2 separate regions of the Homo sapiens genome follow, and region 2 is linked to region 1. Evidence: read pairs that join two places in POLR2A ChIA-PET (ENCODE). Cell type or tissue: MCF 10A. All regions are shown on one strand. Each heading gives the region's core, and the rest is flanking DNA. Links, peaks and the distances in the headings are about the cores only. Region 1 overlaps DOCK2 (dedicator of cytokinesis 2). Region 2 overlaps LOC105377714 (a long non-coding RNA gene).

The links. Peaks named below come from ENCODE experiments on the same cell type or tissue, not always from the same donor. Only the 100,000 strongest peaks of a DNase experiment are listed, where the experiment ranks them.
Region 2: POLR2A ChIA-PET joins it to region 1 with 5 read pairs; 2 of 35 experiments call an interaction of 5 or more read pairs at or near these places.

Annotation. Positions count from the first base shown.
Region 1 is chr5:169,641,601-169,657,669 of GRCh38, reverse strand. DOCK2 (dedicator of cytokinesis 2) reads right to left here. Exons shown (of 52, transcript NM_004946.3): 2 at 3,184-3,267. Among named protein-coding and RNA genes, the nearest start is that of DOCK2, 12 kb to the right of the region's middle. RefSeq lists enhancers at 814-863, 894-943, 1,244-1,293 and a silencer at 7,524-7,583. In MCF 10A, for the core only: no CTCF peak of the experiment used is centred there; no DNase peak of the experiment used is centred there.
Region 2 is chr5:169,559,915-169,576,963 of GRCh38, reverse strand. The region is part of intron 2 of LOC105377714 (a long non-coding RNA gene); the gene reads left to right. It overlaps LOC105377715 (a long non-coding RNA gene), which reads right to left. Exons shown (of 4, transcript XR_941204.3): 4 at 15,242-15,425. Among named protein-coding and RNA genes, the nearest start is that of SPDL1, 15 kb to the left of the region's middle. In MCF 10A, for the core only: no CTCF peak of the experiment used is centred there; a DNase peak (open chromatin) is centred at 9,683.

The DNA of each region.
Region 1 (16,069 bases), core at 7,703-10,202:
TTCTGATGCCACCAAATCTCAGGAAAGATGTCAACCAAATATGACTGAAGGAAGTGGTTGGAGGAAAAAAATCACACTGCTTTTTTATGTTTGTCCCTTCTACAAGAAATTCCTACTGTTTTTAATATCAATTTTTATAAATCGATTCATTTGGACCCAATATTAGCCACTATTTCCTTTTATCACAGATTTTTAATCCAATATTCTTGTATTGTGATTCACCTCTCAGTTGGCTGGATTTTGGTTTTGAAGTAGTTTTCTGTAAGAAGGTTTCACGGGTACACCCATATTCTTTCTACTACACAGTTTTGACTAATTTTTGACTAACATTGTGGTTTTCACACCTTTTATATTTTTAGAGGAATCTTTTTTTTTCAATCAGAATCACAGACCATACACCCCATCTGAAGGCAGACAACACCAGACCTGCTCTCAGACCCCCTCCAGCTCCATTACCTTCTGCCACTCAAGGCACCCCAAGAAGACTTTGGATCCCCTATTTGAAAACTCTGCATGGCCATGAGTGTATGCATGAGAAGTCCTAATGATTTGCGTACCAGGAGATATGATATTTCCTCAGATAGCTAGAATCATTCTAGCAGACTTCCAAACACTGTCTTTTCAAATAATTAATAAATTATTAGCCATTTACCAATGAATATATCCAGCTTTTTCCAGCAAGTTATTGTGACTAATTTACAAAGATACATTAAAATAAGACTAATTGAATTAGAAATGGAAAACCAGAACCAAAGAAAGGATAAAGGTGTCCCAGAGATGAATAAAGGTGGCTTGAGTCCACCAGAGTAGCCTTCGTAAAGGTCAGGGCACCAGGCCAGGGAAAGGTACTGGCAAGGCTCTGACTATGGCAGCCTGTGTGGGAGGTTTATTCCCTCAAGCTTTCTATTCAGGGAAACTGCATACAACGAAGAGAAAAATACTCATCTGGATTTCACAATGTAGGACACAGAAAATAATGACCAAGGCCTTGTCATTGTTTTGGCAGGCATGGGTGGAGGAAAGAGTGTGGGCTTGGCTATCAGAAAAGAGCCACTGGGGCCAGGTGCGGTGGCTCACCCCTGTCATCCCAGCACTTTGGGAGGCCGAGGTGCACGAATCACCTAGGGCCAGGTGTTTGAGACCAGCCTGGCCAACATGGCGAAACCCCGTCTCTATTGAAAATACAGGCGTGGTGGCACATGCTGGTAATCCCAGCTACGAATGAGGCTGAGGCGCAAGAATCAGTTGAATCTGGGAGGCGGAGGCTGCAGTGAGCCGAGATCGCATCACTGCACTCCAGCTTGGGAGACAAAAGCAAGAGTCCGTCTTAAAAAAAAAAAAAAAAATCCACTAGCTCACTGTGCAACCTTAGATGAGTCATTTCACTGCCTCCATTTCCTCATCTGCAAATGTGAGGTCTCGTGCCTGTTTCTCAGGATTAGCATCCAGTAGCATGAAAGAGGCACTGAGGAGAGTTGCTGCTGTTTTTATTTTCATTCTTTGCCTTTGGTAGTCACCTACAGTTTGCTTATCTGCCACTGGGCAGAACTAGATTTGTAAAAGATAGGGTTATGCTGTGAGCAGGGGGCAGCGTGCGTGGAATCACAGACCCAATTCAATTCTCTAGGACAGCGTCTCCACCCCTCTCCTCCAGCCTTGTCCACTCCTTGCGTAAAAGGTTTCAACAGGGCCGGAGTGTGAACTTTGCAGGCCCTGGACACTGAAAAGTGTACGGTATCCCCTCATCTACAACCCCAAGTAAAAATAATACTAAAGCATAAAATAAATATAAGGAAGATGAACAAAGTTCTCATTTCCCCCATGACCCCTTTTAAAGTTGTCTTGACATATCAAATTTCAAATTATTTGCCCACAAAATGGTTTTCTGTATGTTTTTTGGTTGTATCTACATGCACAGGTATGCATATGTGTATATATGTACATATGTATGTTTGTGTGTGTCTTTGTGTGTGTCTGTGTGTGTGTATGTGTTTACACAAGCATCCTTGTACAAATCTGCAGACCCAGCTAGGGGCTCTGTTGCCTAAGAGGTTGCATGTAGCTAATCCAGCACTGGAAATGACACTGCCTGTCCTGTGGGTTGTGGTGAGGAGTGACTAGGATCATGTGTTATAAAGAACTTAGCACAGTGTCTATTTTGTGGAAAGGACCAAAGATGGCTACTCCTGCAGGTGACCGCCTTTCCCCATGAAAGGACTCCTTCACAGTGGCACACCTGCCTCCTCCCTGACCGTCACTCCCTCCCCAGGGCCTCCTCTAATGGATTCACTGGGGGCAGAACAGGCCTATGTGCTCAATACACTCTCTCTTCTTCCTCTACCACTCTGCCGAGACACAGGAAGCCCAGGCTCTGTGCCCTCCATGCAGCAGGAGGTATCAGCAGGCCCAGGTAGGAGGGAACTGTGGTAGGCCAGTTGGGCCAGTGAGGGGTGGGAGCCTGCCTGACTGCAGGTAACAGATCAGCAGCTCATTTGGTTCTCATGCCCAAGCCATGCTCCCAATATCAAGTTTATCAATGACATGTTGATTTCCAACTGCCTGACTTATGAGTCCAAGGCCATTCATCTTTGTGCAAATTTTAAAAAGCACTCCCTACAAGCACACCACCATGGGTGGACGCAGCCCAGTAGACACCTGGCTTCACAAGGCAATGGCATCTTTGTAGGAGAAAGAAAGAGATGCCACCACATTGCCCAAGACAGGGCTCCCAGCTTGGGGAGGGGAGTGAGCTCCTGCTCCCTGGGCTGGGTGCCTTCATGCAGTAAACAAACAACACAACTGTGCACATCGGCTCTCCTGGAATTAGAGGTGTGATTTATGGGACCCTTCCAAACCCTAATGATGCTTATTTCCCTTTATCGTGATATTAATACTAATAAAGAACTGTATCTAGGAAGAGTCACAGGCTGAATAGCCCCATGGCTGAAGCAAATGGAGAGCATAACAAACATCGAACCACCCAGTTAGGCTTTTGCTATGAAACATACATTCCTAAAATGAGAAAGCATTTCTGTTTAGTAAATTCTAATTACTAGCGTTACCAAAACGTTTTTAAATAGACCACACAGTTGCAGGTTCAGAGACAGCGCTGAGGGGCCTGGGTGTACTATAGGCTTCCATCAGCCAAGGGTCCAGCACTTGGGGCGTGGGCCAGTGACTCACCTCCACACGTCTCCTGTATTCGCACCACATCGCCGATCTGCAGGGAGAGCTGGGGGGCTCCGCTGCCTTGGAAGTTGTATATGGCTGTGAAACAGAAAGAAAGACAGCTAGGTGAGACCTCTAGATCTCATTAGTCTCTGCTCCTTCCTGCTTTCCCTGCCTCAAGTCCATCCCATGCCCACGCAGCCCACCTGGGCTAAACAAAACCAACACAGAAACCTATTGCCTGCCACAAGAGTTATTTCAGACTCAGCCTGGCTCCCAAGACCTTCTATTAACCAAAGTTGACCTTTCCTCAACACAGGCCCTGCATTGAGCCTGAGTGACAAGGAGGCTGCTATTTACTATGGACTGTCCTCTTACTGTACACCAGGCAGTTAAAATGTTACATCATTTGTTATGCATGTTTTGCTACAATTAAAAAGAAACAACTGCATACTAAGCACCTGAAGTGTGGTGAGGTGCTATACCAGGTAGGAGAGATGCACTGGTGAGCAGGATAGCAGGAGAGCCAGGCAGCTGTGGCCTCTGAGACCCTGAGCCCCTCCTTCAGCCAGGCCTGGGGTTGAGTCCCAGCTCAGGCACCCCAGGGATCTATGGCAAATTATTATGAGAAAGAAAGACAGTCCCAGTGTGTGAAGAGCCTGCCATGTTGTAATGCTCCATAACCAGTAACCAAATGGTAGAATTAGACAGCCAGGGCCTTGTATTCTAATGGGAGAAGCTGACAGGTCCACCTGCAATGACCTGATGGATGGTCTGGGCTCAGGAGGTACAGGTGCTTTGAGAGCACAGGAGATAACATGCTGGAGCCATGCATGGGGGCCACAGGAGGCTTCCTGCAGGCAGGGCCAGCTGAGCTGGGCCCATGCTCCTCCCCGACCAGCACAGCACCATTGGGACAATGGAGAGGGCTACGCAAGGGAAGGAACCTGTGTAGGAGATTTACCAGGAGGAAGGCCCCGGTGTGAGCTCCAGTCCTTCATGACGCCCTTGGCCCTGCTGCTGCCCACACAACAGGCAGTAGCTACGTCTCCAGACTCCTCCAAACCCGCTCTAGCTGGTGACAGCTACAAAACAGACTCACTTTCCCTCTGAATCCGTTTCCCCACTTTTAAAGTAGGCATTATTGTGCCACTCTTACCCACCCCACAATGTTGGGTGGGGAGCTAAGATAAGAAGATACCACTGTAAAAAGGTTATTATTCCTAAAGAGGAACTAAACGTAGGCAGGCCCCACTTTTCTGGAAGTGGCTTATCAGTGTGGATCCTAATAAGAACGAATGTGTAGCAATCACTTATATCCCAGACATGATTCTAAGTTCTCCATGTGCATTTACTCCTTTAATTCTCACAACACTCCTTGCAAGTGAGAAGTCTTATTATTTCCAAATTTCAGATACAGAAACTCAGACAGAGAGAGGTTACTTGCCTTGCCCAAGGTCATACAATGCTGGAACTGGGAGTACAGGCCCATGCTCTTTCCTACTCCTCTACTCTACAGGTACACCTCTTCATAATTACCTCCTTTTACCTTTGAGGATACGGACCGTAGGCTGATCCATTAAGTGACCAGGGTCTAAATAGCCAATGCTGCTCTGTGTCTAACCCCTATGCAGAAGCTGGGTGAAATGCCACTGGGTTCTGTGCAGATTCTTTTGCATCACAGAGACCACCGCCAGTCTCTAACTCTCATTCATCTCTGCCTCTTCCCACTTATCTCCTTCCCTTCCTTCCCTCTCTCTTCCCTCCTTCCTCCTTCCCCTGGTCCAATCACCCCAACACGTCTGCCTAAACCACATTAAAAGACCAGAGTGGTTCAGAAGGAACCCCAGCTCTGCCACTCACTACTGTGTGATCTTGGGCAAGTGACTTCACCTCTCTGCCTCACTTTCTTACAATGGGGATGTTAACAGTACCTATCTCGCAGGGTTTTTAGGATGCTTCAGTGGAACGGAGCACAGGCTGTCCCCTCTACTCCCAGGTGTGCCCCATATCCCTAACCTCCCTTTTGTGTGCATTCAGAGAGATGAAGTCTCCATCCTGAGAGATGATAAAGCTTAGGAGTTAAGAGCTAGTTGTCTCTGGAGTCAGACAGATGTGGCTTTTGAGGCCAGTTCTGTCTTTTCCTGGCTCTGGCCTCAAGCCTAGGGCTGCAGTGTACAACTGCCCAGGCTGTGCCCTGCACAAGGCCACCCAGCCAAGAGAGCAGTGAAGGCTGGCACCCAACCTGCGATCTGCTTGCCAAGGCTTGCACCCTGCCCTGGCACTGTGCCCACCAGAGGAAGGATATCTTTTTGTAATCCACACAAAGGCACTGTAGGAGCCAGGGGCAGCCTGCTTGAGCAAGTGGCTGAATCTCCCTAAGCCTCAGTTCCTCTGACTGTAGAATGCAAGAAATAATGGTCCCTACCTTACTGGGTTCCTGGGAGGCTCAGCTGAAATTAATGCCCATACACGACTTGACTTAATGTCCAGCTATAGTAAGTGCTCAGTAAATGTAGTCACTTTTCTTTTTATTAGCATTATATTATCTCCTGAACAAGGCTCACTCCTCCAGAGCTTTGTGTAGCCTTTAAATCTCCTTTCCTGCACTTTGCAACCAACTGCTCTGTCGACCAACACTTAATCAAATTAATCCTTTGTCCAAAAGCAAATCTAGAGAGGGCCCTCGGGGGATGCTGAGGCTTCTCTCCTCCTGCATAAACGCAGCCTGTTTCTTCATTCCCTCCGCACTTGGCCTGATTTCAACCCCCTTCCCCTCATAGGCTGCTGTTGCTTGGACATACTCCAGTTTGCTGGTGTCCTCACTGGGTAGACTCTGCTCCCTGCTCTTTCAGCCCAAGTGGTCTGCCTGAGGACTTGGCAGTAGAACTGGACAGGATGGTGGAAGCAACTGAGGCTTCCAACAGAAGAAAACCAGGCACAATGTGTGTTAGTCTCTGGAGCACGAGCAAATCAGGGGTGTCCATCAGATATGTGGAGGTGGGGCAGGACCGTGTGTTACTCCGTGACCAGCTCCTCCCTGCTTTCCTCGGGAATCTTCCCTCATCCTCTGCCCAGCAATGTCAGGTGAGAAGGTGCCAGTAGATTGGCTTAAGATGTCCTGGACAGATCTTGAAACTGGGTATTCAAAGTGAAGATCCGTATTCATTCCAAGTACTCACTGATTACAAAAATGAAAGTAACTGACTTTGGCACTTAATTTATAAATCTATTTCTGCCTTTGCATAAGGGCCTCTTAAGGCTCCATTTGAAGAAAAGCAGACATGACTGACAAAGGAAGTGGCTTTGCCTATGAATACCCAATTCTGTTTAGTCTTCTAGATGACTAACAGGAAGCTCCAAGCCAGAATTCCCCTCTGCTACGTTTGATGGCTTATCTCTGTCCTTCAGTTTGCTTCTGACCAGTCTAAGATGGGCCTAACCACTCTCAACTTTTGAACAAGGGATGAAAAAGGCAGAAAAACAAGAGGAAGAAATCATAGCCTGCTCCACCCTGCCCAGTGCCTGTCCACAAAAGATAGACAAATCAGGGAAGCCTACCCACAGCCCTCAGGCCCTCGGCCATTCCCGCAAATACTCATTCCAGCTTCCCCATCGTGCCAGGTCGCCAAGCCCTGGGGAATACTGACACATTCCCTAGGAAAGACTTGACCTCTCCTTGTACCAAAGCACCATACATAGGAACCAAAACAGAAACTGGTATCCTGACAAGCCCACCCAGAACAAAGCATTTATGGCCAAGGATCAAAGGGATGTTCCCAAGTATGGAGCCATCTTGGGTCACTGACTCCAGCAAGGACTCACATTGGAAATCCCAGGTTGGCAAGCCACCGGACTGCTATTTTGAGGCAGATGGAACTTCTAGCAACCCTGGAAATCGAATCCACTGATTAGCTACCAATTCCACCTAAACATATTGAAGTACTCTATTCATCAGGAGTTCAAATAGAGGGAGCTAAGGTGAAAGTAAACACCATTGTTCTAGCACAGTGGCTCACAAAAACAACTAAAGAAGGGTCTCTGTGCTTTGTGCAATTTTAGGAGATAAGTTCAATGTTTCTCTTTGATTTATATATAAGGAAACTGAGGAAGGGGTGGGTAAACAACTTCTCCACCTAATAAGATATATAGATAGATCTCGGAGTCTAAATTCTAACTACTGCACACCCTGTTTCCTAAGAAAATGGTAAATATTTAGAGCACATTTTAAATGCCAAGTATATACTCCATGGTGTTTTCAACAGATATCCATGTGAACATCTAGTGTGTGCTAGATACTGTCCTAACTACTGTAGACACAGTATGTAGTACCTACTGGGTGCTAGATATTGCTCTGAGTACTATAGTCACAGTGATAGATAAGACAGACAAAATCCCCAGCACTGCCAGGTGCGGCGGCTCACGCCTGTAATCCCAACACTAGGGGAGGCAGGTGGATCACTTGAGGTCAGGAGTTTGAGACCAGCCTGGCCAACATGGTGAAACCCCGACTGTACTAAAAATACAAAAATTAACCAAGTGTGGTGGGGTACACCTGTAGTCCCAGCTACTCGGGGGACTGAGGCAGGAGAATTGCTTGAACCTGGGAGGCAGAGGTTGCAGTCAGCCGAGATTACACCACTGCACTCCAGCCCGGGTGACAGAGCAAGACGCCGGCAAAAAAAAAAAGAAAGAAAAAAAAATCCCTAGCACTTTACTTGTATCAGCCCATTTAATCTTCATAGTAACCTCAAGTTATTACTCTTCCTGTAACATACAAGAAACTCAAAGAGATGTTAAGGAACTTGCTCATAGCCACACAGAAAGTGGCAGAAAGCGGATTCAAACCTAGAGTGGAGTCCAGAGTCCCTGCTTCCTCACCAGGCATCACACTCTATTACACATACACTGGGCTTGTTTATATCCTCGTTACATCCAGCCTCAGTAAGGATGGAGACTGAGCCTATCTTGTTGACCACTGAATTCCTAGCGCCTGGCCCACAGTAGAAGTGCAATCAATGTTTATTGAACTTTTAAGAAATGCTCATTGGACGGAAGGGATGTGAATGAACATGAAGGGCAGCTATGTCCCTTCTTCTGGCTATATTCTTTCTTGCATTTATCAAGATTGCTTCAAAAGACACGTCTTGGCTGCCAATTTTGATTGCAGCCATCGAGTGCCCTGTGACCCTTCAAGATGGATTCGTACCTCATCTGGGGCCCTGCCATCTGCTGACATGTTTGAAAACACAAGCTTCAGCCAACACCAAGTGTTAATAGAGTTTGGACAAGTGGCTGTGTAAGAGGAACAAAAGCAATAATGGAGAAAGAATGTAATTGCCCGAAGCTCACTTTGGAGAGTCTCCACTCCAGGGGGAAATAGAACTAGCAGCAGGTCCACTTTGGTGGATTCAAGTGAAATGCGCTCATCGAAATGCGTAAGCAGTGTGCCTGAAGTCTCTGGACAGGTGTTGACAGCCTCCGCACTGAGGCAGCATCCTGACATTGCATCCACGAGGGTGACTGCGATGACCCAGCAGAAGCCTCTGGCAGCCACCCCAGAGCTCAAACCCGGGCGGGCGCTAGTCAGCAGCAAATGAGGCAGAAGAATTACAGCCAGAGGGAACCTAGAAGGAGGAGGTGTTCCTCCACCCACCAGGAGAGAGCAGAGAGCAGAAGAACAGCTAACCTCTGCCAAACACTTCCTGCATACCAGACACTATTCCAAGGGCTTTACGCACAGCCACCCATTTCATCGTGAATCTGCAGTTCTTGGGGTGGGTGTGATTATTATCGTCTCTGTTTTACAGATGAGGAAACTGAGGTAGTGCAAGATCAAGTAAACATCCTGGGGTGAACACAGCAAAGAAGGGGCCAAGTGAGGATTTCACCCCAGACAGGCTGGCTCCGGAGCACACTCTCTCAGCCATGCACCACACTCACATCGCCTCTCACGAGTGGAGATGCATTTGGTCCCAGCACTGTGCCAGGTGCTTTAGGCCTCTTGCTGGATCATGATAACAACCTTATGGGCTGCATATTGTAGCGCACAGTTTTTAGCGAGCCAGTGACATGCCCAGCCGACAAGACGAAAGTTAGGATTCCAGTGAATTCTCTCAAACAGTGATCTCAACTGGGAGCGAATTTGCCCCACTAGAAGAGACATTTGTTGATGTCTGGAGACATTTTTCTTGTCCCAACCTGGGGGAGGGGAGTCGGGGGTGTCAGTGCTACTAGCCTCTAGTGACTAGAGGCCAGAGATGCTGCTAAACATCCTACAGTGCACAGGACAGCCCCATAACAAAGATTTTCCTGGCCCACAATGTCAATAGTGACAAGGTTGATAAACCCTGCTCTGAAACATCATGCTGGATTTCACTCTCTCCATTCTAGTACTCCTATAGGCACATTCACACACACATTCTCACACACTCTTGCACTCACACATGCACACACACACTACAGAGTTGGAAGAGAGTTTATGGTGAAATCAATCAAATCAGCCCTCCAGCCCCAAATGCAGAGAGCGTCTGGCACTCTGCAGGATCCTGCAGCTAGAAAAGTGGGGTGAAAGGGGGTGGCTCCTGCTCTCCTGAGCTTCTGTGAAATCTAGTCGAAGAGACAAAATAAACACACAAGAAACAAAGAGCTGTCTTCAGAAGTGAAAGGCTAAACTGCAAGTCACAGCAGCTGTGGACTCTCAGAGGGAAAAAGAGGCCCCACTAAGGAAGTGAGACTGGAGGGAGAGGGAGGGGCAGAGACTGGCAAGGGGAAGAACTGGACTGAGAGCCCCCAAGGAGGTGGGGAGAGGGTGTGACAGCAGGGAAGAGAGGGGGGAAACCAGCTTGATGTGTGAGGGATGAATGGCAGGGCCATCTTAATGGAGTCCCAGGGAGAACTGGTGAGCTTGGTAGAGTGACCATCTGCAGGAGTCCACTGTTTGGAGACGAGTTCAAGAGTACTCTATTTATTGCTGTGCTGTGCTCTCACAGGACCTCGCCTCCTGACAGGGAAATGGATGAGGTGGGAAGATAAAGGCAAGATGGGGCAACTCAGTCCATCTGAATCCTATAAGGCCACCAGAAAATTTTAAAACCTCCAACTCTTACCCTTTACCCATCCTCCTCCCCCTCCACTCATCTACCCACCCACCCATCCATGCATCCACTCACCCATCTATCATCCATCTACCCACCCATCCATCTAATCAACAACTATCCATCCACCTATGAATCCACCTCTTCATCCATCCAATCAGCAGCCGCTGAGCACCTGCTCTGTGCTGAAGAAGAACAACAGACATGGCCCTGCCATCATAGAGCTTGCATTCTACAGAGGTGCCCAGATCATTCAACATGAGGCTGCAAGGAAGTATGAAGGGGATGATGGCAGCTCTAGTAACATGAAGCAAAGGGGGCACTGCCCCCAACCTGTCCAATGGGGACATTAGTACTAATAATGGTGCTCTCTGCTGCCTCATACAGAAAGAGAGGTTATGACTGGACTGTAAGCTTCCCGAACTGTTTTATTCATCTCTGGGCCCAAACACCCAGCTAAGGACCATCACTCAGGACAGGCTTACTGAACTTAATTGATCTGAACAGACTGTAAGAATTGTTTTCCGACTCTTGACAAGCTCCTGGCTTCAAGAATTCAAACCTTAGGCAGAATGCTTTGGCTATACCTATTGTATTTGTTTACTAAATAGTTACAGAGTAAAATAAGCACATTTTGCCAGGGACCTTAACTGGCTTCCATGAATGAGTTTTGGCGACATTACAATGCAGAACTGCACATGTGCATATTTTAATGGGAAGAAGTGTGTTTCTAGCGGTCACAGGATTCTCAATGGGACCTATGCTACAATAATGATTAGTTTCTCTGACCTACCACGTTCCTGCTATTGCAGTGATGCTGAATGGACTCAAAGTTAACCCTCCATACAGCTCTGCCCTCCAACAATGTACCAGCTAGTGGGGAAGATGACATGCAGTTACCTAACTAAAAGACAAGGTGAAAAGGGGCAACTTCCATAAAATAGAGGGAATTTTCAGAGAGACCTCAAAGATCTATGCCTCAGTTTCCTCACCTGCAAAATGAAGACAGAAGTTATTTTTCTTAGGGTGTCTGTGAGGGCTAAACATGATGACACAAGGGCTTTGTAAATGTACCATGCTATGGGACTGGTACTCAAACAGATATATAGACCAATGGAACAGAACAGAGACCTCAGAAATAACACCACGCATCTACAACCACCTGATCTTCGACAAACCTGACAAAAAGAAGCAATGGAATAAGGATCTCCTATTTAATAAATGGTGCTGGGAAAACTGGCCAGCCATATGTGGAAAACTGAAACTGGACCCCTTCCTTATATCTTACACGAAAATTAACTCAAGATGGATTACAAACTTAAATGTAAAATCCCAAACCATAAAAACCCTAGAAGAGGCTGGGCGTGGTGGCTCATGCCTGTAATCCCAGCACTTTGGGAGGCTGAGATGGGCGGATCATGAGGTCAGGAGATCGAGACCTTCCTGGCTAACACGGTGAAACCCCGTCTCTACTAAAAATACAAAAAATTAGCCGGGCGTGGTGGTGGGCTCCTGTGTAGTCCCAGCTACTCGGGAGGCTGAGGCAGGAGAATGGCGTGAACCCAGGAGGTGGAGCTTGCAGTGAGCCGAGATTGCTCCGCTGCACTCCAGCCAGGGAGACAGAGTGAGACTCTGTCTCAAAAAAATAAATAAATAAAAATTTAAAACCCTAGAAGAAAACCTAGGCAATACCAATCAGGACATATGCATGGGCAAAGACTTCATGACAAAAACACCAAAAGCAATTGCAGCAAAAACCAAAATTAACAAATGGGATCTAATTAAACTGAAGAGTTTCTGCACAGCAAAAGAAACTATCATCAAAGTGAACAGGCAACCTACAGAATGGGAGAAAATTTTTGCAATCTACTCATCTGACAAAGGGCTAATATCCAGAATCTATAAGAAACTTAAACAAATTTACAAGAAACAAACAACCCCATCAAAATGTGGACAAAGGATATAAACAGACACTTCTAGAAAGAAGACATTTATGTGGCCAACAAACATGAAAAAACGCTCAACACCACTGATCATCTGAGAAATGCACAATGAGATACCATCTCATGCCAGTCAGAATGGCGATTACTAAAAAGTCAAGAAACTATAGATGCTGGTGAGGCTGTGGAGAAATAAGAATACTTTTACACTGTTGGTGGGAATGTAAATTAGTTCAACTATTGTGGAAAACAATTCCTCAAGGATCTAGAACGAGAAATACCATTTGGCCCAGCAATCCCATTACTAGGTATATACCCAAAGGAATAGAAATCATTCTACTATAAAGACATATGCACACGTATGTTTATCGCAGCACTATTTACAACAACAAACACTTGGAACCAACCCAAATGCCCATCAATGATAGATTGGATAAAGAAAATGTCAACATATATACCATGGAATACTATGCAGCCATAAAAAGAAATGAGATCATGTCCTTTGCAGGGACAGGGATAAAGCTGGAAGCCATCATTCTCAGCAAACTAACACAGGAACAGAAAACCAAACACTGCCTGTTCTCACTCATAAGTGGGAGTTGAACAATGAGAACATATGGCCACGGGGAGAGAAACATCACACACTGGGGCCTGTCAGGGGGTGGGGGAGTTGCAAGGAAGGGAGAGCATTAGGACAAATAGCTAATGCATATGGGGCTTAAAACCTAGATGACGGGAAGATAGGTGCAGCAAACCACCATGGCACATGTATACCTACGTAACAAACCTGCATGTTCTGCACTTGTATCCCAGAACTGTCAGTAAAATTAAAAAAAAAAAAAAAAGTACCGTGGTACAAAAGGTAAGGCAATGGCATGATTTATGCCAATGTCGATGACTACTTAGATCAAGGTTTTCACTAGGGAAGGCCTCGATGCAGCCCTCATTCTTCTAGCTATTCAGACCAGAAACCTCGGAGTCACCACTGGCTCCTCTCTCCTTCTCATACCCACATCCATTCCAAGAGGAAAACCCCATTTGCTTGACCTACAACACATACATCCCGAATCTAAGCATATCTCACTGTCTCCACTGCTCCCTCCTGCTGCAAGCCACCGCCATCTCTTGGCCTGAGTTATCACTGTTGCTGCCTAACTGGTCCCTCTCCTTCCACATTTAATTCCCCCTGATTAATGCACCATAAAACTGCTATGTTCAATCCTCTTAAAACTTAAGACAGGTCGTCCTACAATTCTACTCCAAATCCTGCAATGTCCCCCTCCCCCATTCAGAGTAAAAGCCAAGGACCTCACAATACCTACGAGGCACTGCTCCCTATGACCTCTCTCAGAGAATCCATTCCTTACTGCTTTGCATCTTGCTTACTCTACTGCAGCCACACTGGCCTCCCACACATCAGAGAGGCTTCCTCCTCTTTATATTGGCTATTCGTTCTACTTAGAAGGGTCCTTCCCTGACTGCCACCGCCAGGGAAGCCAGCAGCAAAAACCCACTTTCCAGGCAAACCCTCAAGGTTCAGCTGACACTGGGATGGCCCTGCTGCTGCAGCCCACCATGTCAGTCAGGGTGTCTCTAGGCCTGGCATTGCACCATTTAATTCAACCAAACAAATGCCTATTACCCCATTCAGACCCTGTGCCGTGACAGTGTGCACGTCATACTGTCCACCTATGTCTCCAACCATCATCTTAGCTTAGGCTGTGATCCAAGGGGCCGTGTGCAGTCAGGGGAACTGAGTGCCCTAGAACAGGGGTCCCCAACTCCCCAGGCCACCGACCGGTACTGGTTGGTGGCCTGTTAGGAACCGGGCTGCAGAGCAGGAGGTGAGCAGCAGGCAATCCAGCATTAGCCTGAGCTCTGCCTCCTGTCAGATCAGCAGGGGCATTCGATTCTCACAGGAGCAGGAACCCTATTGTGACCTGCACACGCGAGGGATCTGGGTTGTATGCTCCTTATGAGAATCTAATTAATGCCTCATGATCTGAAGTGGAACAGCTTCATCCCGAAACCATCCCTCCCGCCCCGCCCCACCTCCCCATCAGTCTGTGGAAAAATTGTCTTCCACCAAACCAGCCCTGGTGCTGAAAAGGTTGCAGACCACTGCCCTAGAGTGATGAACGGAGAGGGCTCTGGAAAGTGTCCACATTGGCGGTCATACTTTCTCCAGCCTCAGTTTCTGCCACCATGACTTTAAACCAAAGCAGAAGCTGACCTGGTGGGGTGCAGGGAGACAAGGAATGACTTTCTCCAAGGAGAACTAACAACAGAATAAGACTTAAGCAGCTCACAAACTCAGCCTGACTGTTTTTCAATTCACACCAATTAAGGGAAGGGGGAAGAAAGGAGAAAGTGCCTATTAAAGGGAACATTTGTGGTGTCTCCGCCCAGACTCCTCTGGAGTTGCGTGGTGATAAGCACTGTCATTCCCCATTTGCAGAACATATGCTGCAGAGCACAGACTGTGGCACCCATGTGTAATTGACTATTGAAAAAAAAAACAAATCCAAAGGTCCAGAAATTAGCGGAGCAGTATGGTGACTACATTTCATCTCTCAAAAGACAGCAGCAATAGGATGCTGATCTCAGGAGGAAGCAGAGCTTAGAAAACACAATCTGTCTTCAAGGCTCATTCAAATGCAAACATTATGGTCAGGGGCAAGATGTCCACTGCCTAATGAGGTGCCCATATAACTACGGATTAGGACAATCTCCTTACATGAACTCAAACAGCCAGCCCAGCAGGCACTCCTAAACAGACCCAAATTGCTGAAGCATCTGAAAGTAGGAAGCCCCGGCACCTAAGAATTGGTGGCAGGAAGGAATTAGATGTCTAATCCATGTATTTTTGTTTCACCAGACTAATTTCTGGGGACCAATCCAAAGGTACAGTCAGCCACTGTAGCAAAGATGCATGTATTAATATCCCTCCAAGCATTGGCTTTGGGATTCTTTTCCCCATTGCTCCTGAGAGGCCTTCTCACATCATCTAATTCAAGACCATTCCTAATATTCTCACTCATATTAAAACAGCACATATCACAATTTGTAATTATATGGTTACTGATTTATTCATGAAATTCTTTTTCATCTTCCCTATTAGACTACAGGCTCCAGAAGGATAGGGGCCATATTGGCCTAATTCTAGTAATCTCAGTGACTAGCATAATGCCTGGCACACACACCCAACAAATATTTAAGAAGTTAATGAAGAATGAATGAGTGAACAAATGGACAAGTTAATGAGTGAGTGATGCTCTCTATCCTTTCAACTGTTGCATTTGGCAATAAAAGCAGTATAATTGGTCCCTCTGTAGTGAAGTTCTGCTCCTGGGTATGTTTGGGATGCAGTTTCCACTCATGCTTCCAACTCAAAGAATCAGTCCCCACCCATGGCTCCTGCTAGAGGAGTAGCAAGCCATGTGACCCCACCTCATAGTCACAGAGAATTAGACCTGCCAGGGGCAGCACCCTCACCAGAGTGAGGCCCATTATTAGGCTGGCAATGAACTCTGACTTGGGTTGTCTTTCTTACAAAGGGAAATCAAGCTACCACTCTCTTCTGTTGGGACTTTGAACAAATAAACACAGAGAAGATTCAGTGGATGCTTGAACTGCAAGGTTGTGCAGAGATGGGTGGGTTGCATGCTGGGGCCACCACTGTGGTATTAGAGTATCAGTTACGAAGGAACAATGCAATCAGAGGGAGGTGGTGGGGAGAGAAAGGAGACCACAGTTGGCATGCTCAGAGAAGCTGAGAAGCCATGAGAGGAGAGGCAGAGGTTTCCAGGGTTGCCTCAGTTCAAGCCCTTTCCGAGGCCTGGCTCCTCCTGTTTCCTGGATTTC
Region 2 (17,049 bases), core at 8,134-10,633, 81 kb after region 1:
TTTTATGTGTATCCTTCAAAACAAATCTGGCCCATGTTGTCATATTAATATTTCAAACTAGAAAATATTAAAAACATTGTATAATTTCAGGAATCTTTAAAGTCCTTTAGTTATGAAATGATCAACTGAGCAAGTAAGAAAGTTCAAAAGTACAGTCACGAGAAATGTTAGGTGTTTGTTTTTAAAAAATAATTTTATGTTTCCAAAGTTTTCTCAAAATATGAAGAATGAGAAGGTTTTGTGGACTTGAAATACCCTAGACAGACAGCAAAATCTCCTTTTCTTCCTACCATGGTGATAAAACCTGAGGTGGCCCTGACAGTAGATGTGTTCCTTTCTTTGTATTAATCGTTGCTTTTCTGGTCTGTTTACCTCTCCACTGCCTGGCAAGATGCTGGGACTCTGGCTTCATCACAAACGAATCCCATCAACTCACCCATGACATACTACACACTGCTAGCAGTATTTGGCCACTTTTGATAAATTGTTTAGTCGTGTGAAATACTTCCCTAAACTGAAGTTCTGGAACTCATCAGGTGTCTTCTCTGACAGTCATATCTTTCTTTGGCTCTCAGATTACCCAAGCAGCTGGGGTAAAGCCCATATCCTCCCACAAAGCATGCTTCTTTGGAAAGTCATATCTATTGGCTTTGGCACTCAAGTAATGTTCTTGCATTCTCTGTCAAGTCAGGGATGAATAATCTCTTGAGGGTGAGTAACGTTTTAAATGTTGGAGGGATCAGTGTGCATTTAGCAATTTGTAAGAAAGGTCAGCATCCCTTATGACCACATTTGCATTAGCAAGGCACAGATTATTCTTCTCCTTCTTTGACTTAGTCTGGAGGTTGGCATCACACTCTTCTCATGTCAATCCATCAGTTTGTGCAATCTTGATATACAAATGAAGTATGGCCTCCGAGTTCCATGGGTGTGTAATCGTTATCATTATATATGACTGAAAGCAGGAGTTGTAGAAGGGTCTTGGGTGACTGTCGTTCTCCCATCTATAAAACTCCTGGCAAAGGGATTAATACGCATCCTATAAAGAGAGCCAGAGTTAAGTTCCTGAAAACAACATCCCATTAATAAGGTTTAAATCTTGAAGTCAACATGGGAAAAATAGGTTTAAAAAGTAATATCTAATTTATTTTTCAATATGGTTGGAAGGTCAGATTTCATTCCTACTCCCACGAAAGTAATTAGAGCTGCTCTCTTCTTAAGAAACAGAGGTATATTAGGGTCACACAGTGTTTTCCACACTTTGTTCTGTATTAGAAAAGCCTGAGGAACTTTCACAAATCCTGATGCCCAGGCTGTACCTAGCACTAATTAAACCGAAATGTCTGGGGTAGGTGCCAGGTGTCAGTGATTTTCAAAAACCTTGGGTGAATCCAATCTGCAGCAAAGTTTAGGAACCTTGAGTTGAAATAGTCATACATTCTCTACCACACTTCAGCTTTTCTTCATTGCCTCTTTAGCTCAGTGCATCTTAACCTGACTGCTCTTTAGAATTAGGGAGCATCTTTAAAAAATTCCATTCTGATTCATTAGGTCTAGGGAAGGGTGCACTCATCAGAAACATTCAGCTTTCCCTAGTGACTAGCGTGCAGCCAGGGTGTAGAATCTCTGGACTAGCCGATCACATAAAGAGGCACATAAGGTGGATCTTTTGGCATTTTTCTGGCAGTTAAGAGCTTCATACATTTTAAAAATTCCCCTTCACTAGCTTTGTTGAATGAATTTTCTTCTTCAATGCACTAGGCTGTAAAGTCCAACCATCTTTCTGAATCTGTTCATAGCAGGGTTACCTGATAAAATACAGGATACCCAGTTAAATTTGATTTCAACTAAATGGATATTTTTAGTATAAGTATGCCTATGTGATATTTGGGATTATAATAAAAATTATTTACTATTATTGGAAACTCAAATTTAACTCGCACCTTGCAATTTTATTTGCTACATCTGGCAACACTAAAGGTGGGAGAGCATGGCTTATTCTTGGGAAAGTCAGCAGCTGAATTCGGGTTGAGGCGAGCACCATCCCTTGAAACTTCAGGGTTTGTGGCCTTTTAGCACTTACTTTCTTGCTGTGAAGGTGGTAAATAAAGAGCCACCAGCAGTATGGGAATTAAAATACTTCTAAAATCCCCCAGTGAGCCAAGAAGACCGAGGAGGTTTACTGTGCAAGAACTAGGATGTGGATAAAGGTGAAGACCTGAATCTGAGTATAGGTTTTGGTTCCAGGAACCCCAGCTCTGTACTCTCTAAGGGATCACTATTTTGCCACTTTGAACTTTTTTGATGATTTCAAGTGCCTCAGACTTGCTCCCATATTCCCCAACCCCCTTCACATTTTTTTTTTACACGTTATTCTTCTTAATCTATCTGAATATCAAATGCTTGCTGCCTTGGCTGAAATTGAGATAGTTTCCAGGTGGAACTGCTCTCATAACTCAGTGAGTCTGAACTAATGGAAACTTTGGAAGTCCTTTGCAGTGTTGTAAGAACCCCCTAATCTCAGGAGGCTTCCCAAGCAGTCTGGATGCTTTTCTGCCTCAGTCTCTAAGGACTGTTCACTACTAGCTGATTCCTGAAATTTCCTTCCTTCCTACCATCCCAAATAGACTTTGAACTGTAAATAAAAGTCGTGGGTGGGTGTATTTCTTAGCCAACAGCAGGTTCTCTACAAAGGGAAAAGGAGTGAGATTTCACGATAATTCCCAGAAAGCAGGTGTTATAATGATTTTACCAAATTGGAGCCTGACGTTTTGATGAATAACTCTTGAGAACCCCTCATAATTTCCCCCGTGGAGGAGATAGGCAAACAGGTAATATGTCAAATCCCCCTTTGCTGGTCCAAGTTTACTAATGGACGGAGGTGAAACAGGTGAAGCACATTAACTTTTAACCTGTTAACATTGATTTTTTTCACTAAGCATTAGCTACTTAAGAGAGAAATGCGCACTGGCAGAAAGGAGACAAGACAAAGGGTGATACAAAGGGGCTGGAAACTGGTCTGCATCTTGGAACATATTTGCAAGCCAGCTGGGCCCACTTTGCACAGATGTTTTTATAGGAACAAGAAGGAGGGAAAAGTGTGCTAGTGTTGGATGCATTAGCACAGCAGTGGAATATCTTTGTTAGCATTGTTCCTCCTTTCTCACTGTGGCTGGACGAGGATGGGGACTTGGTCAGAGGCTTTGGGATAATTTTATTGCCCAACCTTAATTAAAGGAAATTACATACATTGATAATAAGGCTTTTTACCAAGTTCATTTAAAAATGGTTAGTTTGTATTTGTAGGATGTCAACTCTGAAAAGCAAAGAATTGCAAGTTTATTTGCCTGTGGGTAAAACAATCCAATCATCACTAGCTATTTGGAGAAAATATATTCAAAATTTATCTCCTTAGGCATAAATGTTGTGGTTGTTTTATTACAATATAGGTTTACTCTTCCCCTCCACAGATGATTGGTTTGGTCTTCCACTGTTTGGTGTTTCAGTTGCATGTCTATGTGATTAAGGAGGTTGTCTGTAAGAAGGTTGCTTCTCTGTCTCTCTTCTTCCAGAAAATGGAAGAAGTCAGTTTTTCAGTATAAGTTGTAGGTTTGCAAATTAGTGGCCCACCATTGTGCTGTTTGGCCCACACACAGTGCAGAAGAAAAAAAAAATATTTGATTTAAAGCTGGAAACTTGGGAATTTACACACACACACACACACACACACACACACACACACACACATACACACACACACAATGTGGATTTCCAGTGTATTTTGAAAAATCAGATTTGGCTATTTTGTGTCCATACTCCTCATGTCAACAATCCACCAGTTCCTTGGATCTTATACTGGGTATGCTTTTTCCAGTTCACCAAGGCCTGTCACTTTATCATCGGCTTTTCTCAAAAGGGCCAGATATAAGAAGACATTTATATTACCTGTGTGTATGATTCCTGTATGCATTTGAATTTGCCATCCATGCCATGAGGCAAGATTCAATTATATTATCACTCCAATGTCCTCCAATCTGATTATAGGATTCTTCTCCTTTATACAAATGAAGTTCTTAATATTGCAATAGACTATCTGATACTCTGCTTGAGGAAAAATTTGTGTGGTAGCTCTAAAAGTCATTTTTGTCATATTTCAATTTAGTCTGCTTAGCATATGAATAAATTTATGACTAACATAATAACTCTTAAGTTGGTTTACTTCTTTGTGTTCTTACTGATGAAGAATTAAAGTATCATCTGGATAAGCTCATCTAGAAGGAAAAATAAAATTAGTAATTTGAATATTTAGAAGTGATTGCCTATACAGGTAAAATATAGCAAAGAGGTGCTTAACTGTTGACTCTGCTTCAACTGATATCAGACAACTTTAACGCTAGAAGGGACCTTAGGAATAAAATCTGGCCACTTCATTCTGCAGATAAAACTGAACTTAATAGAGGTAAAGTGATTTATTCTTTTTTTTTTTTTTTTTGAGACAGAGTCTTGCTCTGCCACCCAGGCTGGAGTGCAGTGGTATGATCTTGGGTCACTGCAACCTCTGCCTCTTGGGTTCAAGAGATTCTCCTGCTTCAGCCTCCTGAGTAGTTGGGATTGCAGGTGCCCGCCGCCACGCCTGGCTAATTTTTGTATTTTAAGTAGAGACAGTGTTTCACAATGTTGGCCAGGCTGGTCTTGAACTTCTGACCTCAAGTGATCCACCTGCCTCGTTCTCCCAAAGTGCTGGGATTACAGGCATGAGCCACCGCATCCAGTCAAGTAATTTATTCTTGATCACACTATGGGTTAGTGTCAGAGCTGGGGCCCAAATGATATCTCTTTCGACTTTAACCAAGGCCAATTATATTTTAATTACCCTTAATTGCCTGTAATTACATAGATACTGGTTTAGGTTTATTTCTTAGTTTTCATTGTTCTTTATTGTTTATTACAATAAGCATTATTTACAGTGAAAATTATAATGTCATAATTCTATAATTATAAGTATCAGAATTGTGATGAAATTCTAAATTATTTCAAAGGCACTTTTCTTGAAAATATGAAGATGACCCTTAATAATGAAAAATTTATATTTTAAGAAAGGCTTCCAGACGACAGGCAATGCTAACAGTAGTTGTCTTTGCATGTCTTTAGATGGCTTCCTCTGCTTCTTTGCTTTTATTATCTGTATGTACACATTTCCCATAATGAATCCACATCACTTTTAGAATTACTGGAATTTTTAAGCAGCTATGCAAAAGAAACAAAAGCAAATCCAGTCTGATAAAGACATGAAACATTTTTATGAAATTAAAATGTTCTCACACCTCATTCATTCCTATGAGTGGGATATAAAGACCATTTCCCGTGACTTAAATATGCACACGCAAAGAAAAACGATTCGACAGTTTCCCACAGTGAGAGAAAAATGTCTGGCGGCTGTGATTGCAAGGGGGCATGTGCTGAGAGCTGTGACCTAGAGTGCATTCCAGGCTGAGTAGCACCAACTTTAAAATTAAAAACTCAGCAGTTCCAACTCTCTCAACTATGATCCCTTCATAGTATCTGGCTGATATTCTGGTATAGACTTTTGGTTTCTCTGAAATTCTGAAAGCTAAAGAGAATTCAAATTTTGATTTACCTTTGCCTGGTTTGAAGGAACTTAAAGATAGGAAAGTTAGCACCCGCAATCCAACCTCTTTCCCAAAGGCGACAGCTGTGTGGTTTCCAGGGCAAGAGTTTACTTGGATGGCGAGAGAAAATACTTCTTGATAAATAATGTGTTTTTATGACTCCTGTTTCTGGGAAACCTGATACATACAATGCACCTACAAGTATTTGAGGTCAAGTTTCAACTGTGTTTTTATTAAATATTTGACTGTTTTGTGTGTGTGATTGTAATTGACTGAGTTTGAAACCTGAGTGATTAAGGAGCTTGTCTGTAAGAAGGTTGCTTCTCTATCTCTCTTCTTCTTTTTTTCTCTTCTTTCTCTCTCTCTATCTCTCCTTCTATATTTTTATATAATGTTAAGTTTTGTAATTAGCTGATTCTGCTTTCTCATGCTCCTTAATTTTGATTTCTTAGAAAGATGAAGCATTGGAAAGCACTGCATAGCTCCATGTTATCAATCAATTAATGTCTTCAGTCCTTTAATGTCCTCTGGACAGCTGGGATGCTTGGGAGAAGACTGTTGACAAGTCTTGTACGTGTGGAAGACACCATTTTACTTACTTTCCCTTTATTATGGAAGGAACACAAGCCTATCTTACAAAAAGATACATAGGACCCCGGAAGAACGATTTTTATTCTGAATCTCAATAAAATATTCTGTCACTTTGCTTTGTATCAGTAACTAACTCTTAGAGCAAACGTTCTCTTTTTAAGTTTTGGTATGTTTCTAAATAAGTCATGAATCCATTCACACACACACACCCACACACACACACACGCACACACTTCGACTCTGCATCTATAGACCTCTCCGTTGCAGTTGGGATGTGGTGTTGCTGCTGATGGGGTTGGACAAAGGATCCTTTCAGGCAATGCCTAGTGCTATTTCGTATAACATGGGAGTGAAATCCCTCCACTCTGATTTTCCTGCTGAGTATTTTGGTACATTGTCTCTCTTACTTCCTCAGAGTCGGGAGTGACAAGCTACAGCCTCAGGCTGGAGTGGCTGAGGCTCTAACACATAGACAGGAGAGCATTTAGGAGTAGCACAGAGTATCTTCACTCTGAAGGAAGAGTAAATGAAAAATCCCAAGCTGCTCCCAGTTGGTTCTTCTTAGGTCATTCCTGGAAACAAACTTTGATAGCCCAAACTCCCACTTCATGAATCTTCTTGCTTTTCCTCCTACAATGATGATTCTCACCTACAATTCTCACCCTGAACGAAAACGCGCTTGCACTTGCAGATGTTGGTAAGGACAATTCCAAAGGAGAGCTTTACCACAAGATTTAACTTCTTTGGAGAGTCTTAAAAATAATTTTTCAACTAGTTGTTCATTTAAAATGCTACTTAATTTGTAGAACAAGTGAACCTTTCAAATTACCTTACAGTTTATAAAGCACTTACAGATATATTATATATTTAGTAGAAGAAAATAGAGGTGTTCCACCTATGGGAAGTGGGCTGTGGGCCACTTAGTCAGATCCCTACTGACTAAGTGAGCCACTAAGTGGGCCCCTAAGTGGGCCACTTAGTCAGATCCCTACTGAGTGTGCAGTATTAATGTGCAATGTGCAAATTTGGGAAGGGAAATTCAGACAGGCAGTATAGCGAAGGAAAATGACGTGGGAAGCACCAGCTCTGAAAGTCCCAGCCTAGCACCGTGGAGTGGGAGGTCCTGCTGCTGGAGCCATACAGAGCTTGATTCTAATCTCAGCTTTGCTCCTCATAGGGTGGAGGCTTTGAAGCCACATTTCTTGGATCCAAATCAGGCTTTCACTACTTATTTTGTAAACTTGGTCAGCTTTCTGGTGTTTCTTATCTTAGGAATGGAGACAATAATACTACCTGATGCGTAGTATCGTGAGGACTAAATGAGATATGATGTACAATGTTGGGAAGGCGCTGGTGCATTTTATGTCTTCAGTAAATATTAGCTATTATTCTATGAGTGACCTTAGAAATGACCAGTCACATGACTGCCCCCTATTCACTGTCCACACATGTAAAAGGGGAAAAGATAATTGTTACAAGGATTCATAGAGAGCATGTGTTTTGTTAATTTAATTTTAACCTTTTAATTTAAAAAATTACAAATGCATGCAAAAGTAAAAAGACTAATGTAAATAACCCTCATGTGCCCATCATCAAGCTTCAACAATGATCACTTTTTGCCATTTTTCTTTCAATTATTTTCCCACCAGTTTTTGTTTCTGGGATGTTTTCAAGCAAATCACAGATAACATTATTTTAACTATGAATTCTTCAGCATGTAGCTGTGGAAGATTGTTTTCAAGATGACCGCAGTGATTCTTCCATGAGCAGCCCCTTTGCAGTGTGACTTTGCAGCTCATCCCATGAGGAAGTAGTCTGTTTCTCAACAACTTTGAATCTGGGTTGGCCTTGTAATGCACCTTGACTAATGAATGTGGCAAAAATAATGTGGGATTCTAAACCCATGCCTTGTAATTCCTAGGCAAAAGAATCGTCTAGCTGAACCTAATCCATGTTGCTGACATTACCAATTCATAAGTAAATAACACCACTAAATTTTGAGTGGTTTACCGTGCAGTGACAGCTAGCTAACATAGTAATGTGTTTTTTAAAATCCCTAACCTGGATCTTTATATATAACGAACATGAAACTTTTAGCTTCCTGTCCAAAGGACTGAACTCACAAGGCATGAGACATTTTATAACCCTGAGGGTGAGTGTCAGTAGCTGGGGTTTGTGTGGAAGTAGTATTCCATGACATTCATTCTAACCAAGAGCCTTCTGTGGCTGAATTATATATTCCAGCTCAAGTTCTAAAGGATACTGATCCTTGGTCTAAGATGATAGTTCCTAAGCTTTACTGGGTTACAGTCTCCTTTGAGAATCTGATGAAATCTATAAGAATTCTTCCCAGAAAAAATAATGTACATGTACACAGCCCCCTTGCTACACACACACACACACACACACACACGCACACACAGATCTCTATCTACCTATAGATTGTGTGTGTGTGTGTGTGTGTGTGTGAGAGAGAGAGAGAGAGAGAGAGAGAGAGAGAGAGAGGCTTGCTTATATCATAGGGTTTATGGACTAGCCAGTGCATGGATACCAGTTAAGAAACTCTACTGGGTGCTGTGGCTCAAGCCTATAATCCCAGCTACTTGGGAGGCTTAGGTGGGAGGATCACTTGAGCCCAGGGGTTCAAGACCAGCCTGGGCAACATAGCAAGACCCCTTTCCTTAAAAGAAAATTTTTTAATTGGCTGGGTGTGGTGGTGCATGCCTGTAGTCCCGGCTACTTAGGAGGCTGAGGCAGGAGGATTGCTTGGGTCCAGGAGTTCAAGGCTGCAGTGAGCTATGATTGTGGCACTGCACTCCATGTACTCCAGCCTGGGCCACAGAGCAAGACCGTCTCTTAAAAAAAAAAGGAGAAGAAGAGAGGGAGGAGGATGAAGAAAGCAGAAGAAGATGAAGAGGAAGAAGGAGAAGGAAGAGGAAGTAGGAGGAGGAGAAGAAGAAAGAGGAAAGAAGAAGAAAGAAGGAAGAAGTAGGAGGAGGAGAAGAAGAAGGGAAGAAGAAGAAACAAGGAAGTAGAAGAGGAAGAGGAGGAGGAGAGGGAGTGGGAGGAGGAGGGGAGGAAAGGGAAGGAGAAGGAGGAGAATAAACTCTGGTCTTACTTGAGCAGACCTCTACTTGTATACCCAAAATTGCATACTCAACTCTAACTGCCAAATAATCTGTTTGCCAGATATTTATTTCCATTGCTGTTGCTGTTGCAGCTACTTCTGAAAGAGGAGTAACTGTTGGTATGGGTTTCTGGCTGCATTTTAGGTTTAGGGTCTAAAACCTCCTTGAGCAGTGCTTGGTTTAACCAGATTTGGTTCAGGGTCTTTTGAAGCTCTGGGTTCATTCTTCCACCTCCCACCCCTTGACCTTCATTTAACCCAAGCATTGAGCAATATAATGCTCAGGAAGTTAGTTGGCAGCTGCCAGCAGGACCTCCGCAGCTGTACCTTACCATGCTACTGGCGCTGTCCAATGTGCTGGATCCTTCCACCATGTCTTGGCCTGTGTGCTTCTTGAAGATTTCAGTTGATAATTTATTGGCATAGGTAGGCTGTAAATATTGCCTTGGTTCATATTTTATCACTGCTTGATTGCTGTCTAGGCTCTTTATTTACCACACATTAGTTTGTTCATGGTCCTATTGATGGAGAAGGCTAGCCCTTTGGCCACTGAGTCTATACCTTGCTAATACCCCATAGGGCCAGAGGTCTCCAGGAATAGGTGAAGGTGGAAGGAAGCAAGAATATGTTGAGGACAAGAGAGGCAGCCCCAAACTCAGGTGAACTGAGAAGTTGGAATGCCTCTAAGATTGATATTAAAGTAACTTTATTGTTCAAAAAAAGAGACAAATGAAAGTCATAGATTATTAATAAACCTACAGTAGTACCCACCCCACATCACTGTCTTTCCTCTTACTTTGCTTTAGTCTTTGTAATAGCACTTACCACCTTGCATAACAATGCATGTTTTTGTTGTTGTTTGACTTCCTTCATTATAATGTAAGCCCTATTAGACCATGGGCTTAATTCACTGTTCCATCTCCAGAACAGTGGCTGGCACATTGTAGGTGCTCAGTAATTATTTTAATTACTCTTTGAACAAATGGATGAACAATCGAATGAACTGAAGGTACTAAATGGGTATTTTCCAAAGTTTTTTTTTCAAAATTTGTGCATGTAAGAATCTCCTAGAAAGGGCCTTTACAAGATGGAGCTATCTGGGATATATCTTTAAAGACTCATCTTTAGTGTCTGGAGGATTAAATTCCAGAATTGGATATTTAAGCTCTTTGAGTGATGCTGAGGCAAGTGGTCCTAGGAAAGTTGAAAAGTTGACTTATGTGATTCATACCCCCACAAAGATGCATACCAGGAATACTTAGCAAAACAGTAGTCTCATTTTTTCTCCTTGACAATTCAGGGCATGTCAAAATAATAAGTCGAATATAATCAAAATAAAAAATGATCAAATAGATAACTCAGTAACTCATTCTCATTTAAAATAGCTTTCTTCTGTTTTTTTTCCCCACATCTTTTTACTATTCCCTTTTCATAGACTTTTCTAAACAGATGCACATCTCACAAAGGCTGAAAATTCCTCTTAACCAGCTATTTCTTTCAAACTGAGAAAAATTTGGTAGCAGTCATTGAGAATGCAAAAAGAAATGTTTGGAATATTGTCAGACTCCCTTTTGCTGTTGGACTCTTTAATTTAAAGGGCATATAAGTCACCTGACCCCTACAACAAAAAATCCATTAAGCCTCTAAGGACACAATCAAATGATTCATTAAAAATATGAATGATTGGCTGGGTGCAGTGGCTCACGTGTGTAATCCCAGCACTTTGGGAAGTTGAGGCGGGTGGATCACCTGAGGTCAGGAGTTCGAGACCAGCCTGGCCAACATGGTGAAACCCCGTCTCTACTAAAAATACAAAAAAATTAGCCAGGCGTGGTGGTGCATGCCTGTAATCCCAGCTACTCAGGAGGCTGAGGCAGGAGAATCACTTGAATCCGGGAGGCGGAAGTTGCAGTGAGCCGAGACCACACCGTTGCACTCCAGCCTGGGCCACAAGAACCAAACTCCATCTCAATGTATATATGAATGATTAAAAAACACTTAGAAAATTTTAAACCTTTTTACATATTAAAGAAACGTGAATTAAAAGAGTAATGAGAATTCTCACTGCTGGTTTGGCAAAAATTAATGTCTAGAATGGGAAAATAGACCTTCCTTTACCCAAAAACAGGCAATTCCTACATGGCTTTGAACAAGCTTTCTAAAGAGCAGCTTGAAATTAATTGTCAAAATTTAAAGTGTGGATATCCTTTGGCCCAACAATTATATTTGAGGGAATGTATCCTTAGGACATTATTTGACAAGATGTATTTTCAAGGATATTAATGGATGGGCCATTTATCAAATCAAATATTTTAAGATAATTTGAATATCTACCAATTCAAGATTAATAAAATTAGTTGACATATTTCCATACAATAAAACTGGCTGACATTTATAGAGCTCTATTATTTGCCTGTCACTCTACTAAGTGCATTACAAGGATTAACTAGCTTAATTTGCACAACAATCCTGTACATAGATAGTATTATTATCTCATCTTAAATATGACAAAATTGAACCACAAAGAAGTTATGCAGCTGATAAGTGGTCACGTTAGGGGTGACACCCAGATGGTCTGGGGTGATCTGTGTTCTTAACAATGATACTTCATAATGGGATATAACACAGCAACCATATGCAGAGGGAACGAGGATATATTCGGTAGATGAAAGCAGATTTCAGAAGAACTTAGCATAGTTACGGAAAGAACAGAGTGGAGAAAGGAAGAAAATGTGCAGAACGCTTACAAAAAATGTTTTGAAGGGAATATACCAAATATGTAGGGAGTTACTTTTAGATGACTTTCACTTTCTTTTTATGATTCCCTACAATCAAAAATTCTTGTTAAATAAGCTTATATTTCTTTTACAATTAGAAAATATATTTTTTGAAAATCAGCCAACTGCTAGCCTTAATGTATTTTGGCAAACATTGAGGCAGTCTTTCCTGTTTGACTCAGTTGGTACTGGTTTTTCCTGCTAACATTTCCTATAAGCCAGTGCCTTCAAAAATCTCAGTTACTCAATAGTTTAATGTTGGCTCTATGTCCGTATTTTAGTCAAACCCTACCTAGATAACTATCCTGGGAGGTGTAATGAAGGAGATGTGTAGGGATATGAAGATATAATACAGAAATTATTGTGGTAGACATGGTTTCTTGGCTGACCCAAAAACCATAGAAAAGACTGGGATTTCCACAATTCAGGCTGGAGAAGCAAAGTCATAGGCACTTTGGACCTAGAGTTGGTCATATGACACATGAAACCAAAGGAGTTGGCTGCTGCAGGAGCTTCTATAAAATACTTTTTTTTTTCCCCATATAGAAAGATAAACCTGGATGGCACTCCTCCTGCCTCTACTAATCTTCCAGCTCTTCAGTCAGTCATGAGGATATGATTTTTGCAGTTGCGGCAGCCAGTTTGTGAACTTGAGGTGACAAGATAAGGGAAAGATCAAGGGATAGGCAAGGAATAGGCAAGGGATATGCTGACCCTAACATTGTGATGCTGCTGAGCAAAAGCCAGCTAAAGTCTACCTCCAGGCTGCTTGTTACGAGAGAAAAATAAAGCCTTATTTGTTGAAGCCACTGTTTACTTTCTCATTAGTTGCAGCCATGCATATGCCCAATGGATACAGTGCTCAAAATGCTCAGATATTACTCTTTCTTGAATTCAAGCAAATGTTTTATATCTTCCCTTGCAAGGAAATATTGTTTGAATCATTTTTAGGAAATCTAAAAGACTAAAATTCAAATTTAGAGTTCATCTGTTTAACTTTTTTTGACATGCAAAAATTAGTATTTAGGGAGAATAAAGGATTGCCACAGGGTTATAAGACTAGTGGTTATTTTCTCAACAGCAAAATTTTGCATGAGGACACCTTCAGGTGGCTATTTGTGTTGTCTACAAGTCATAAGCCATAAGAGTTATGGTATATGATGTACAAGATGATGGATAAGAACATTCCACAGCATCTCAATAGATAAACTTACTGACAAGAAATATGTCTGCTCCTTACCCTGAGCATGGGAACTGCTGGCTGATGGATTCACAGAAGATATGAGTGTAAGAATGCTTGCCTGGGTGTTCTGGTAGCTGTTCTTCATCATAAGCACTTAAGGAGTCATTTTGTTGGATGATTTTGGTCACTGATAGAGGCTGAGATATGCAAGTCGATGGCAGTCAACAAAGCAATGACCTCATTATTTTTGTCTAAAAGGCCAGCTCAATCCCTGCTGGAACATCTTTTTGGGATTTCTATATCACTTATAGCTAATGGGTCTAGCTTTGCCACTTACATTTTTAAAATGTCATTTTAGAATGAAGCTTAAAAAGGAAGTGGGAGGTAGCTGAGGGTATAATATAGAACCCTATCCACCAGGTGTGTATTCTAATCACTTCATTTAAATGTGCATGAAGGAGCCACATCATAAAATGACCTGAAAAATTAGACCATAGAGCTATATCCTAAACACTGGTGATTCAGGTCTCAGCTCATAAGTTACCTTCATTGGCACATTCCCTGATCTCTCAATCTGATGCAGTCCCACAGTCGCTCTATGACATCACCTATTTTAGTTTCTTCTTGGCTTTTACCATCATCTGGTGATTGTTTTATCGATTCTGTTCTTTGCTCATTGTCTCTCTCCCCTCTAGCACTTGAGAGGTAGCAGGACCCACTTTGTCTTGCTTGCTGTAGCATTCTGAGTGAAGATGTCAGGCCCCAGACTAGAAGTTCCATAAATGTTTGTGGAATGCACAAAAGATGATCATGATATTCTCTGTGACAACTTTGGCTACTTAGGTGACTACGTTGTCTTTTAAGGGTGGGAGGGATGATAGATTACCTCTCTTCATTTTCATTGGTATGTCAGACAAGCACTTGTGCACCTTAGTCCAAAGAGTTACAATATAATTATGTAAAAAAATGTGGGAGCGATTAGAATTGGCACATGCCTCAATCACAAATTCATATTTGCCCATGTGCATGTATGTGTGTGTGTTTATGTACATATACAGCTCAGGTTAATTTGTTTTTGCCTGAGTGGCCAGTGGTCTTGTTTACTGAGAAAAAGATATATATTTAAATTGTACCAGAATTTTATAGATATTTTCACATTTCACTGAGTAATATGTTATACAGATATTTTCACATTTCACTGAGTAATATGTTATACAGATATTTTCACAACCTACAATTGATCCTGTGCTCTACGCATGCATATGTATTGGTCGGTGAGCCCAATATAAAATGCACTGGAAACAAGGCAAGCATTAGCCTAGCTTAGGAAACCTGCAGCACGATTGATTGGAAGGAAACCTAGGCATATATGCAACCACTACATAACTAGAAGAAGAGCTTGACACTGAGCCCAAGAGAAAAGAGCCCATAGAGAGCCCCAGAGCTCCCCACCCCACTCTCAGGATAGAAAGTCATGTGGGACGTGGTGTAGAAAGAGCCTTATTCCGCTCCAAAGAGCAGCTAAGCTGCCAGCAAACTAAACTTTAGGAGTAAGATAAAAACATTAATTACAGATGTCAAGATTAGAGTTTGCTTTTTCTGCAAATTCCATGGGGTCTCTAAGCAACTTGATCTTTGAATCCCTGGGGTACTAAAAATCTACAGAGAAGAGATTGTTATCTTAATGTTGCAAAATCCCCACCTTGAGTGCTGCCAAGTAAAAATCCAGCTTAATGACACAAAGTAGAAGGAATATTTCTTGTCTTTTCTTTCTTTAAAAGAGGACTGACATTCAAACACAATTTAAGCTGACAATTATAACTGTAAAATTCTTCCAAAATTCTATGAGTATACAAAGTGCCTTGCCTGAGCTTAAGGAAACAACTATGTAATCACTAAAATTGGATTTTGATTTTAGAAAGCCTTTCTACATACTACTTTTAAAATGTATCAGTCAACTTAAAAATGTTTGTTACCCCGACAGAGAGGCACTTCCCAGAAGAAGAACTTGACTGCTGGAAGGCAAAAAGCTGAGCCCTCATTATTTGATATTCATAAATGTGAAGTCACCTTCTCTGTTCTCGCCCCAGTCCATTAATGCTGATCACAGGGGATCCCTGGGAAGAGAATACAGATTAAATTACCAGTGTTCAAAGTAGAGAATAAATTACTACTCTCCAAACAATATGTGTTTGCTAGAAAATATTGCTGTGAGTATAGACTCTCATGCCGCAGAAACACGGGTATATAAAAAATGTAATACTCCCTTTTTTTTTCTTAAGCACTGAACTTCATATCAATCCAGAGCCCCCATTCTGTGGAATAAATTTAGTGGAGTGGAATCAAATTAGTCAGTTGTGGGTGAGATCAGTCTTTCCAGATTAAACTCAGTAGTTTGAGCATTTTTTTCTCTCTACCCTTCTTCCTGGAATGGCAGGTAGCATCATGGCGTCAGGGAGAGAAGCCCACTGTCAGCCATTCACTAATTCCTCTGCAGTTTGGGAAATGATGCAAAGCCTTGGGTGATGTGGTTGGCTGCCCTCAGCCCTCTTGGCCCTCAACATCCCATGCAGCCCTCTTTACCTTATTCCTCTGTGCAAGGTTGCTGCCTCCCAAGAATCCAGGTGAGAAGTGGGGTACAAATTCCCTCTACCATCGTTTTCCCAAACATACTCTGGCATGTACTTTTCCTTTTGCAACAAACACTATCAAACACTATCTCCTTTGCTGAGAGTCCCCGACAAGCATCTCACTATTTAGTTTTTCTTTCTGATTCTCTTGTCTCCCATATAAAAAGTGTGTTTAGCTTTGAAAAACCTCAAAAAGTCTTACAACCTTCACAAAAGTTGTAAGACTAATATAATGAACATTTGTATACCTTTTATATAGATACAGCAATGGTTATGATTTTGTCTCATTTGCTTTGTTTCTCTCTATCCTCTCTCTCTCTTTTTTCCCTTTATCAATGGAGTTAGTTACCTACATCATGACATTTCACCCTGAAATACTTCATCATTTGTCTCCATAGAATAAAGCATTTTTCTACCTTATCAAATTTGGGGATTTAGTATCGATGCAATGCTATTACCAATATACATACATATACAACAATTTTCACTTGTCCTAGCAATGCCCTTCTTAGAATGTTTTCTTTCTCATCTAGGATCCTATCTGAAATCATTGACTGCATTCTGTCATCATGGATCTTCACTCTTCTTTAATTGAGAATATCAGCTCCAAGAATGATCTTGTCAGAGTGCAGCAATGGGTGGGGAGGTGAAAGTTGGGAGGGAGAAACTAATTTTATTCTTTAGGTCTGTCTAGTCCTTGGTTTTTAAGGTTTAGAATCCAAGAGATTAATTCTTTTGTCATTATTTGCATTTTTACATTTAGATGCCTAAACTGTGAGCAGTGAGTACCAGCTAAGGAAGACTGAAGGGGGAATAAAGCATGCTAGTTAATATTAATATTACACTTCCAATTATTGTCCTGCCCAATGGATTTGTATCTTTCATTGAAGTGGATTCTTGTACTGTGAGAGTTTTTGAAAGTCCCCCCGTGTCATCTTGTTCTGCCTTACAGAACTCAGTTTCTGGAGGACAATGTTCTTCCCTCTCATCTTGGTCTCTCTCTCCTCTGATTCCCTCCCTACAGGAGTATTATTGCAATTGATGCCAGAGAGCAAATTCTTTTAGCTGGCTTTTGGAAGGACTTTTTGGACATGCCCTAAGTTTTGAAGGA